2 separate regions of the Mus musculus genome follow, and region 1 is linked to region 2. The links are chromatin contacts, found by Hi-C or POLR2A ChIA-PET in ENCODE. All regions are on one chromosome and are shown on one strand. The core of a region is the stretch at or near the end of the contact, and the rest is flanking DNA. Distances in the headings are between cores, read along the strand shown. Region 1 holds the start of Zfp36l2 (zinc finger protein 36, C3H type-like 2). Region 2 overlaps Gm19696 (predicted gene, 19696).

The links. A loop is a pair of places that touch in the nucleus more often than their neighbours do. ChIA-PET counts read pairs that join two places held with the same protein, here RNA polymerase II (POLR2A).
Region 1: a loop to region 2 is called in a map of heart, with 3 times the contacts of the local background. The contact joins the promoter of Zfp36l2 here to the enhancer-like site in region 2. A Hi-C loop is called at or near these places in 9 of 37 maps with a recorded cell type or tissue (gastrocnemius, heart, left cerebral cortex and 1 more). POLR2A ChIA-PET finds 5 or more read pairs at or near these places in 3 of 5 experiments (Patski and embryonic stem cell).

What each region holds. Positions count from the first base shown.
Region 1 is chr17:84,185,677-84,190,570 of GRCm38, forward strand. Zfp36l2 (zinc finger protein 36, C3H type-like 2) reads right to left here and starts at 2,271. Exons shown (of 2, transcript NM_001001806.2): 1 at 1,968-2,271; 2 at 1-1,480. The coding sequence starts at 2,018. The coding sequence ends at 77. Thada (thyroid adenoma associated) reads right to left here. Exons shown (of 38, transcript NM_183021.3): 38 at 4,380-4,894. It also overlaps a transcript of Gm36279 not described here.
Region 2 is chr17:84,142,022-84,147,454 of GRCm38, forward strand. All of the region lies in intron 1 of Gm19696 (predicted gene, 19696), which reads right to left. Among named protein-coding and RNA genes, the nearest start is that of Gm19696, 12 kb to the right of the region's middle. Within about 2 kb of position 1,350, at least 1 of the 3 ENCODE cell types and tissues checked has a DNase peak (open chromatin) inside an H3K27ac peak, as active enhancers do; it is heart, where a contact is called at or near this core.

The DNA of each region.
Region 1 (4,894 bases), core at 1,021-3,520, 45 kb after region 2:
TCTGCCGCAGTGTCGCCCTCCCCAACCGGTGGCCCCCGCTGTGCCTTTCCCAACCCCTCGCGGGCGCCCCCTTGCCTCAGTCGTCGGAGATGGAGAGGCGGCTGAAGATGGGTAGGCGACGGCCAGGGTCCAGGCTGGGGGACTCGGAGCCGCTGAGGCTGCCGGAGCTCAGCGAGCCGCTCAGGTAGCTGTCGCGGTCCGAGAGCGAGTCCGGGGGGCTGGGGGGCGCGTCGAACACGGGCGACTCGGACAGACGGCGCGGCAGCTGGAAGCCGAAGGGCGGGGAGGGCGGCGCGGGGGCCGCGGGGGGCTGTGCCGGGGGTGGCGCGGGACCGGTCAGGCCCTGCTGCTGGTTGCGGTAGTAGGCGGCGGCGGCCGCGGCGGCGAAGTTGTGGGTCTGGATGGCGAGCGGCGTGATGAGGCTGCTCAGCTCCGGGCCGAAAGCGAAGGCGTTGTTAGCGCCGGAGGACGAGCAGGAGGCGCACGGCGCTCCGGGGCTCAGCAGGTCCTCCGCGCCCCCGGGGCCGTAGAGCAGCGCGGCCGCCGCCGCCGTGGCGCAGCACGTCGGGGCGCCCGAGGGCGTGGAGGCCGCCGAGGCGGAAGAGCAGGAAGAAGCCGAGGAGGAACAGGACGAGGCCGAGGAGGAGGGCGGCGGCGGCGTGCGCGATGTGGGGCTGTCGAGCAGCAGCGGCGACTCCAGGCCCCCCGGCGGCTGGTGGTGGCCCGACGGGAAGCCGGAGAAACTGAGGCTGTGATGCAGCTTGGGCCGCGGCTCGCGGGCGAAGCCTAGGTGTAGCGCGTCGCGTGCGCCAAACGCTCGCAGGTCCCCGGAGGCGCCGCCGCCCCCCGACGGCGCGGGCCGCCGCTCGTCCGCGTTGTGGATGAAGTGGCAGCGCGGGCCGTAGGGGCAGAAGCCGATGGTGTGGAAGGTGCGGCACAGCTCTGTCTTGTACTTGGGGTGCCGGGTGAGGCTGCGCAGCTCGTGGAAGCCGTGCGCGAACTGGCACTTCTCGCCGTACTTGCACGTGCCGCTCTCCTCGAAGGGCCGGCACAGCTCCGTCTTGTAGCGCGTGGAGTTGATCTGGGAGCCGCTGCCCCCCTTCTGCTGCTGCTGCAGGTGCAGGAGGTGCTGGCTGCGCTCCCCGTTCTCGCTGAACGAGCGGTCCCGAAATTTGCTCTCCTTGGTGACCAGCGCCGTGCCGCTGCCCCCCGAAGGCTCCTTGAGCTGGCCGTAGGAGGCCAGACCGCCTCCGCCTGCGGGGCCACAGCTGCTGCCGCCGCCGTTAGGGGCGCCCGGGAACTTCGGCGAGCAGCTGCCCGGACTGGGCACAGGGTGGGCAAGCGCGTGGAGGTTGCTGGCGGAGTGGCGTCGCAGGAAGCCCGGAGTGAAGCTCGAGCTGGGGGCAGCAGCCACGGGCGTCCCTACCGCCTTCTTGTCCAGCATGTTGTTCAGATTGAGGTTTGCCAGGGATTTCTCCGTCTGCCAAAGGGAGGGGAGCGGGAGCGGGATGAAAATCGGATGGGGAAGAGAGTCGGGGCTAACTGCAGAGTGAACGCCCTAGTCCCAACTGCCCACTTGTTGGGGTTTCTGGTGGGATCCGATTCAGCCTCCACCGCTACACTCGCAAAACGCAGGCCGGAGAGAGTGGAGGACGCCCACCCCGGCCGCTCCGGGTCTAGCCATGTGATCCTGGGCCCGTGGCCACGGGGTGGGCGGCGCAAACGCTGTCCGGGAAGTCCCGGCAGCGTGGCCGCGGTCGGTTCGGGAGGAGCACGGCTGCTCCAGCCGCTACTCGCTCTCTCCACGCCCACAGTCGCAAGCACACAGTCCTGCTAACTCCAGGACTTCCCTCCACCCGCAAAGTCAACTTGGAAGGGTCCCTCCCGCCTCGGCCCGGCCCGGCGGCAAGTCTCGGAACTCCAAAGGGTTCCAGGCCGTCCGCCATCCTTTCCGGCTGCCTGCTTACCTTGCACAAGAAGTCGATATCGTAGAAGGGTGACAGAAGTGTGGTCGACATTTTTCTGGGTCCTGTAATGGTCGAAATTGCAAGCGTGGAGGTTGGGAGGTGCCCTCGGTACGGCGAGACTCGAACCAAGATGAATAACGGGCGAGGGCCAAGGAGGGACGGAAAGTTGTGCTTGTGCGGCCGAGGAAGCGGCGGCGGGAGGCCGTGGCGCGGAGTGGGGGGCAGAGGAGAAGCGAGAGCGCAGCTCGGCGCCCCGGCCCGCCCCCCGCCCGAGCCGTCGGCAGCTCGCGGACTGGTGGAACTCGGAGACCTGAGAGCGTGCGCCCTTTATACAGCCCCGGAGCGGCGCGGCGGCGGGGCAAAGCGCACCGGGGGAGGGGACTGAACGCTGACCGGCCGGGGTCTCCAGGCAACGCCGCCCGCCAGCCCGCGGACGTCAGGCTCCTTCTCGGCTTCTCATTGGTCGCCGCCAATTTTTCCCCTTCGGGGGAGGGGAGGAGAGGGGAGGGGAGGGGCGGGCAGCCTGGGCGTCCCGAGCGGCGTGGGGCGTGCGGCCCCCTTGGGTCCTGCTGGGTGGCGGCGGCGGGAATACCTCGCTCTCCTCCGCCTCTACGAGTATAACGTTGGAAAGCACGTACACGTTCTATCTGCCCAGGACGGGGCTACCCGGGACGTGCCTTTCCTCGCCCGATCCGGCTGGGCCGACTGGCGCAGCTTTTATCTCCCATCCTAGTTTTTGCTCCGCGCGCGGGAACAGCAAAACAGCAATGGTGCGCTTGGCCAAGTTGCTTGGGACTAGGAACGGGGGTCGCGGCCTGTCCCGTAGGTGGCAGCTCCGGCCCGGCTGCACGTGGAGACGCAGTAGGGGTGGGGGCGGGAGCGGCCAGCCTGGAGGAGCATTGGCGCGTTTCTCCGCCCCTCTCCCCGCCCAGGCTCAGTAAACAGGACTTGAGCGCTGCGGCCTGTGGGGCAGAGCCGAGTGTCTGAGGACAAGGCGCTGGCTTTGCTAATCACATCACAAGACCTTGAGCCTGGGCCAAAGGCGCCGAGTGGCGCGGGGTGTCCGGGGCGGGAAAGCCTATTCCAGGGGACTAGAGGGAAGTCGGAGGAGCAGTGTGGACATAGAGGAAGTCACTTCCTTCACCTTTGTGCCTGCTGGTTGGCCTGGCCTCCTCTCGGGGATGTGGGTGCAGCTCCTAGCCAAGGCTTCCCGCCTGTACAGCCTTGGCCTGTCGAATCCTGCAACCTTCCTCCTTCTGCTGTGGGAGGCGCGGCATTGAATCTAAGCTTTGTGTGAGCTGCCGGAGGCGAGGCGGTGATTGCTGAACCACCACCCAGGTTGGGGGAAAGAGGTCCTCATTCGGTTGCCTTTAGTGCAACTCCTACCAGCTTTCCATGGAAAAAGCAGTCCCAGAAGGCCCCTGGCTCTTTTTGAGAGGGGTCTCACACACACACACCTCCACACACCTAGCGACCCCCACCCCCACCCCGTGAGGCCCATCTGGTCAGGTCCAGAACCCTTTATCCCTACACTTCATACTGGCTGCCAAAAGCTGGAGTTGGGCCCATGAATTCACCCAGCTGGCAGTCCGGGTTGCCCTGGGTGGAAGGCCCAGTAGTTGCCAGAGAAGGCTGCTTGACCAACTACATCCTTCCCATGTTGCTCTTCCTGTCTGGTTGACCCAGTCCAGTGTGCACTTGGGCTGTATCAGTTAACCTTGAAGCTAAGGAGGTAGATCTGTCACTCAAAGGCTCCTGAGTCCAGGTGCATTTGGCCACACTGCAGTGCATGCTGCCCCTGTAGGTAGAGCCAATGGCTGCCAGAAGACTGTAGTGTCTTGGACGTAGTGCTGAGTGGGTTGGGTACGGTGGTTCATGCCTATAGTCCTAGCACTAATCACAAACTGTGGTGAGTTTTAGGCTAGCCTTGCACAGCTTAGTGTGAGAGTGAGACCATACCCCTATAAAGGAACAAAGCCCTCACCATCTTATATATTAAAGCAAACTGGCTTTTGGCTGTGGTCTGAGCAAGGGGCCACCCAGATCTTAGGACCCTCAAGTGTAGTGACTTAGGGAAGATGGCTGCTTCACTCTTCCCACCCACGTTGCTCTTGCCCCTATTACTGCTGGGTTCTGTGGCTGAAAGGACCCCAAATGTAAGCATGAGGCTGTGACTAAGGTTTTCCTGGTTTCTCTCAGGAAAGCATGCAGCAGTCGTTCCCCTAGCTACTGCTAGCAGGATTGCAGATACAAGCCCACCTGTGGAGCCATCCATCCCTCCTGTCCTCCCAGATTGGCCACAGCCAGCCAAGATCCAAGTCTGGGGTAAGTCCCAGCTAATGGCAGACTTGGTAGGATGGACTTGGAGATAACATAAGCCTGCTCTGAAACATGCTTTGGGACAGCATGCCTGCCAATGTGAGATGGTTTTATTGTCATGTAACTGCTTTTATTTCATTTTAGATGGAAGGGGAGAGGGAAGGTTGGGTCCTGTTCAGAATTAATCTCCCAAGGTTGTCACCACCAGCCCCTCTCACCAACTAGATCTTAAAGTAGTGTAATGCTGGGTATAGTGGTGTATGCCTGGAATCCTGGCACTCAGGAGGCAAAGGCAGGAGGATTAACACAAGTTTGAGGCCAGCCTAGTGTAAATAGCAAGCCTGACTCAGAAAACTAAAAGCAAAGCCCAAAACAAACTAAACAATGTTAGGTTTTCAATTTTTCATCAGCAGTGGGTTGCACTGCCTAACTAGGTAATTACTACAGGGCCACACAGACCCCAGGGTGCTGAGTGTTTCTAAGACCACCCAGGGGATTTCTGTTCCTCTTCATGGCCAGGAAGGACACAGCTCCTGACTTCCCTCTCCCTGCGTACAGGTCTCTACTCCAGCACAGCCGTGTTTCTGTGGTGCAGGATGGTTTTCTTC
Region 2 (5,433 bases), core at 100-2,599:
TTGTCAGTTAGTGGTTGTGGTTGGAGTCTGTGTCACTTTCTCAGGGGAACTGCAGCAGGTAGGGAATATATATCATATATTCTAAGGTTCTTGCAACCCCCTCCTCCAAGTCAGGTTTCCCTCATCTGAGTTCAGCTGGAGAGAAGGGTGGCCAGACATGTGGGACACACACCATCCAACGGGACCTTGCTCCTCCATGCCTCGGTCTCCTGGAAGTGGAAGAGCAGGGCAGTGGGGAGAGCATCCGTGAAGACATGGCCGTGAAGCACTATGCTACACGTACTTGAGGAGAACAATGCAGCCCTGTTTTTCCCTTCTATTATATTCTAAAGTATCTACACACAATGGCTAGAGTTCACTAGGTGTCCTCCTATCATCCTGAGGTTTCCAGATACACAGGAAAACCCCAAAAGCCTACAGTATTAAAGGATCACAGCCAGATCCCTGTTTCCATCTGAGGGTCCTGTCCTCCCTCCTGACTGTAGACAGGTCTTAGACAGATCTATAGACAGACGTTACCTGCCTGGAGTCATGGCCTCCAGGGAGGGGAGCCCAACAGATGAGCTGTCTCCTTTTACACCCCCTCCCCTAAGGCAAGAGTTCCATCAGAGACTCCCTGGCTAAGGGTTGAAGGGTTATCTCTAGAAGGTACTGACAGGCAGCCCACCCGCCCTTGAACCTGTCTATAGATGAAATGGAATTTTTGAAAACTCATGGCAGGCCTGGGGGAGGCAGAGAGGGGCTTAAGGAAGTTGGATGGGGCCTGGCAGGGTGGGTCTGTCTGTGGGATGTGTAACTTCTGTCATCCACTGGTCTGAGGAGGAACATCAGAGGCCCTCTGAGAATAAAAGCCCAGGGTACCAGGGCTCCTGCACCAGATTCACAACATCTCTTCGTCCCAGGCTCCCTCTCCTGGGGTGGTGGCTGGGGTGTGGGCAGAGGTTGGGTCTGTGTTCTTTCAGGCTTCAAATGCTGGCCCCTGATCTAACAGTGCTCTCAGAAGGCTGCCTTTCACCTCAGCCCCAGGGGCTGGCAGCAGGCTGACTGGTGGAGCCATCCCCATCACGAACTCTGGAGGGAGCCTTCTCTGGGACTCTCTCACCTTCCAAATGTGGCTGCTGCCTTCTCCTGGGATTTTTGCCCATGGTCCCTGGGGTCCTTGGAACAAAGCCAGTCACTCCCCAGGCTCAAGCATCCCTGGGTGTCAACACTGGCAGAAGAGCGGCAACTCCAGGGTCAGCTCTGAATTCTGAATCCCAGGGTAGTCTCGGCTCAGGAGGAGCTGCTTGCCCATCCATAAAGGGCATTTGTGCCCAGGCAGCACCCTCCCACCTGGGGCTGTTCACACAGTAAGGCAGTAAGAGGACAGACACGCCTGTGTGAGCCTGGCTGAGGTGCAGAGGAAGCACGGCTGGGGTGAAGTGTTAACGGCCTCCTTCCCGCCTAGCCCGAGCCAGCTCTCCCAGACTCCCCAGAAATGCCTCTTCCTCCGGGTCCCAGCACGCTCCCTCCACATCCCTGGCTGCAGATCTGTCCTGCTTGGACAAACATCCCACTCAGCTCTTGGGTTTATGGCTTTGCCTGGTGCCTTCCTTTATGTGGTTAGAAACCTGTACTGTGCTCCTGGCAGAGTGGAGGATTCTGGGCTGGGAATGGGGGCTGGGTCGGGCCAGCAAACCACAAGAGGAGGGCTGGGTGGACAACATGGGGAGACACGCTTGCCGGGCCAAGCTGTGTTCAGGGACAGAAGTGGGAGTTCCAAGGAGGTGCTGAACATGAAGGGTGGAGGGGACACTAGTCCTGAAGGGGACAGCAAGGAGCAAGCAGTGAAGCTGGGGCCATCATGGGTTGGTTTGTTGGCTTGCTTTGAGACAGACAGAGTCTTCCATATTCCAAGCAGGGCTGGAACTCACAATTACAGCCAAAGATAAACTTGAACTTCTGACCCTACTGCCCCTACCTCCTGGGATTATACACATGTACTGCCATGGCTGGTTTTACTCTGTGCTGGGAATCAAACCCAAGGCTTCTTGCACATGCTAGGCAAGAACTCTACCAACTGGGTTACACATTCGGCCCTTTGGTTTGTTTTGGGATGCACTGTTTATTAAGTACCAACTCTCTCTGTCTCAACTATCCCATGAATTCTTTATCTCACGTCCACAAAAACTTGTAAGTGGAATCAATGCCATTTAACAGATGGCAACACAATTCCAGGGCCCAGGGACATGAAGTAGGACAAGTGTGTTGTAGAGAGCGTGCTGTAGAGCTCTCAAGCCCAGGCAGGTGGCTGAGGAAGTGCATGGTGCTGGAGAAGAGCCATCACACTGTTCAGTCTTGTCAGGAATTGTAAAGTGTTCAGATCTGGGCCTCAGACTGTTGGTTCAGTGTTCCAGGAAGGCTAATAATGGCTCACCCTATTCTAGAACTCTCTGTACCCTTGGATAACCCAGGATCCCTGGGAGATTTGAGTCTCTTAACTATCAGCATCGTCTATGCTAATGTCTGCCACACAGGGTCTCAAATGTTCAATGTACATAGAAGTTACAGACTAGAATAACACGCTAGGGTGCAGGGTATGGCTCAGTTGGTGCTGTGCTTGCCTAACATACATAAAGCCCTGGGTTTGGTCCCCAGTATCACACAAACCAGACCTGGTGGTGTATGCCTGAAATCCCAGCCTCAACTACATATTGAGTTTGAGACTAGCCTGGGCTTTATATGTGACAGTGCTCATAAATAGATAGATAGATAGATAGATAGATAGATAGATAGATAGATAGATAGATAGATAGATGCACCACACTCCAAATGTGTTACTTTGTCATTTGCACACAGCTCTCTTTCAGAATTCCAAGTCAAACTGCTACCCAGGGGACCAGGTCTATCAACCACGTTTGCTAGAAAAGAAGATTTTGATTTTAAGGATTCAGGAACCACGTGGCAGACAAGATACCGAGATAACACTTGGGGCCAAGTTTCAGAGCAAGATGGGGGCACAGTAGGGACATCGAAAGCACCTGGGGCCCCTTCTGTGTCAAGACAGCATAGTCCTTCACTCCCAGGAAGCAGCCCAGTTGTGGTGGTACATGCCTGTCATCTCTCACCAAGAAGGTAGGAGAAGGCACCCAAGTTGGAGGCCAGGCTGGACAGCAAGAAGCAGAATGAGAGGGGTGCTCTAGCACTCAGGAGGCAGAGGCAGGAGAATGCACTTAAGTTCAAGACCAGGCTAGTCTCCATACAGAGTTCCAGGCCAGCCAAGCAAACAGCAAGACACTACCTTGAGAAGGTAGGGGAGAAGAGAGGATATGATGGTGTGTGTGTGTGGGTGTGTGTGTGTGTACATGGGGTATGGAGTGTCTCTGTCAGGAGGGAGGAGGTGAGGGTCTGGAGTACAGAAGACTAGAAGCCTAGACAAGCTCACCCTGTCCCCCAACAGAGCAAGGACAATCCCAGGCACCAAGTAGCCCCTGAACTCAGCAGTCTCTTATTTCTCAAGCATTTTAGGAGTCTAACATGGCCAGGCCAGCGTCTGCAAGTCTGCTGTGGAAGGAATCAGCTTTGTAGTCCAGAGAGTGGCTTGCTCTCCCCACTGTGAGCTGGACCCCAAAGGGGAAAAGCAAAAGAGGAAGCCTGAAACACCTACTTCATGTCCAGGGCAGTCTTTTGTGTTTTCAACTTCGTTTTTGTGATTTTTTTGTCTTTTATGAGTTTTTTTTGGGGGGTGGGGGTGGTACTTTTTTTAACCCTTGACAACCTTGTAAAGGGAATCTGAGGACTCCCACTTTTACACACAGGACTCAGAAAAGTCAAAGCAATTGAAAGGCGAAGGCAGCCCTGCTAATCAGTGGGGCCTGATCTTAGAAGTGGGGGCCTTGCTGGAAGCTGGGCAAGAGGAGAAGGTGTGGGCTTGGCAGGGGAACATCCTCCCGCCTGCCTTTATTGTTCACAGAACCGAAAAAGTGATGAGAGCTTTCCTTCCTGTCTTTAAGAAAACAACAGAATCAAAACAAACAGAGAAGGGGAACTCCCCTCTGCCAGTCCCTGCGAGAAAGAAAAGGAAGCTCTCCTGCCGGTGGCGACCTGCGCTACTTCATGCTGGGACAGAGGCTGCTAAGCCAGCTAAGCCGGCACCCACACTCTACCCCGGGGCTGCTGGTCCCCTGCATACTGAGTCTGGTCTTAGCTTACCTTCAAGAGAGGACACAGCCATACACGAGGCAGCTGAAGCTCCTGGGAAAAGCTTTGTAAGGCCAGGGCCAGGAGGAAATGGAAATATACAAGTCGAAGATGTAAAACTAAGGGCTCTGGAAATGACTCCCAGTTAGTTATCACTCAGGGCTCCCAGCCCCTACCTCATTTCTCAATGCCAGAACTACCCACACTTACTGAACTCAGAAAAGGGGAGCCCCCCCCCCCCCGCAAAGTCCTATTCTTCCTGCCCTGAGCCTGTGTGTGCTTTGATGACCTTGGTACAAAGTCTAGATCAGCCACAGGGCCCCTGGTAACTTAAGATACCCCTCACCTTACCCAGATCTCTCCTACTTGGCTCTTTTAGTCCCAGATAGCTTGTGGTAACTGGTTGTCTAAAGTGACTGACTGACAGAGTGATTTCTGCCCCTCTGGACAAAGGTCTGAGGCCTTAAAAGGTCCGGTGTCACCATTACTAAGCCCACAATGACAGTGTTTTCACCGCACAGGTCCGCCTCTGCTCTAACAGATACTCTAAGGCCATCTGTGCCCGCTGAAAGCTTCAGTTCAATTAAGGAATTTGTCTGTGGTCTGGGTTCACAGGGAGCTGGTAGCTGGGAGAATAGTTATTCTCCACTGAGGCTAATTAGTCTCAGGAAAGGGTAAGTGACTAGTGTGTCGCACTCAGGCCTGTACCTGCTCCTGTGGGAAATGTCAGCGGTCTCCCAGGGCCTGAGAGAACTCCTCAGAGGCTGGACCTGGGAGATGTTTCTTGATGTTGCTGTTGCTGGGCAATTGCTGTCCCCCCACTGCCCACTGGCTCATTCCTGTCTCAGGCCCTGCACTGAGTGTCCCTGGGTTGGTGTCAGCTGAATGAAGAGCCACTACCTGAGCTTCCCTGGCAGCCGATGGCCAGAGGTCAGAGGTCAAGGAGGGGTTGCTCTCTGAAGACCAGGCCTGGGCAGGGTCTTCTGAGGCCCTGCACAATCTCTTCCTTAGCATCCCCATTGCCTGAGGCCGCTGATACCAGTTCTCATGCTATATTCAAACCTCATCTCTCTTCGTGATCTCTTATCAAAGCACAAGCCAGCCCAAACCCTGCCTCTCCCTCCAAAGTTTCTGCTGGTTCCCCACTGCTGAGTGGATAAATTCTGGTCCTCCTGGGCATTAAGGGTTAATGCCTACTTTCTTGGATTCCCATCCCTGTCCTGCAGCTGGATGAGCACAGATGTGCTGGGATAG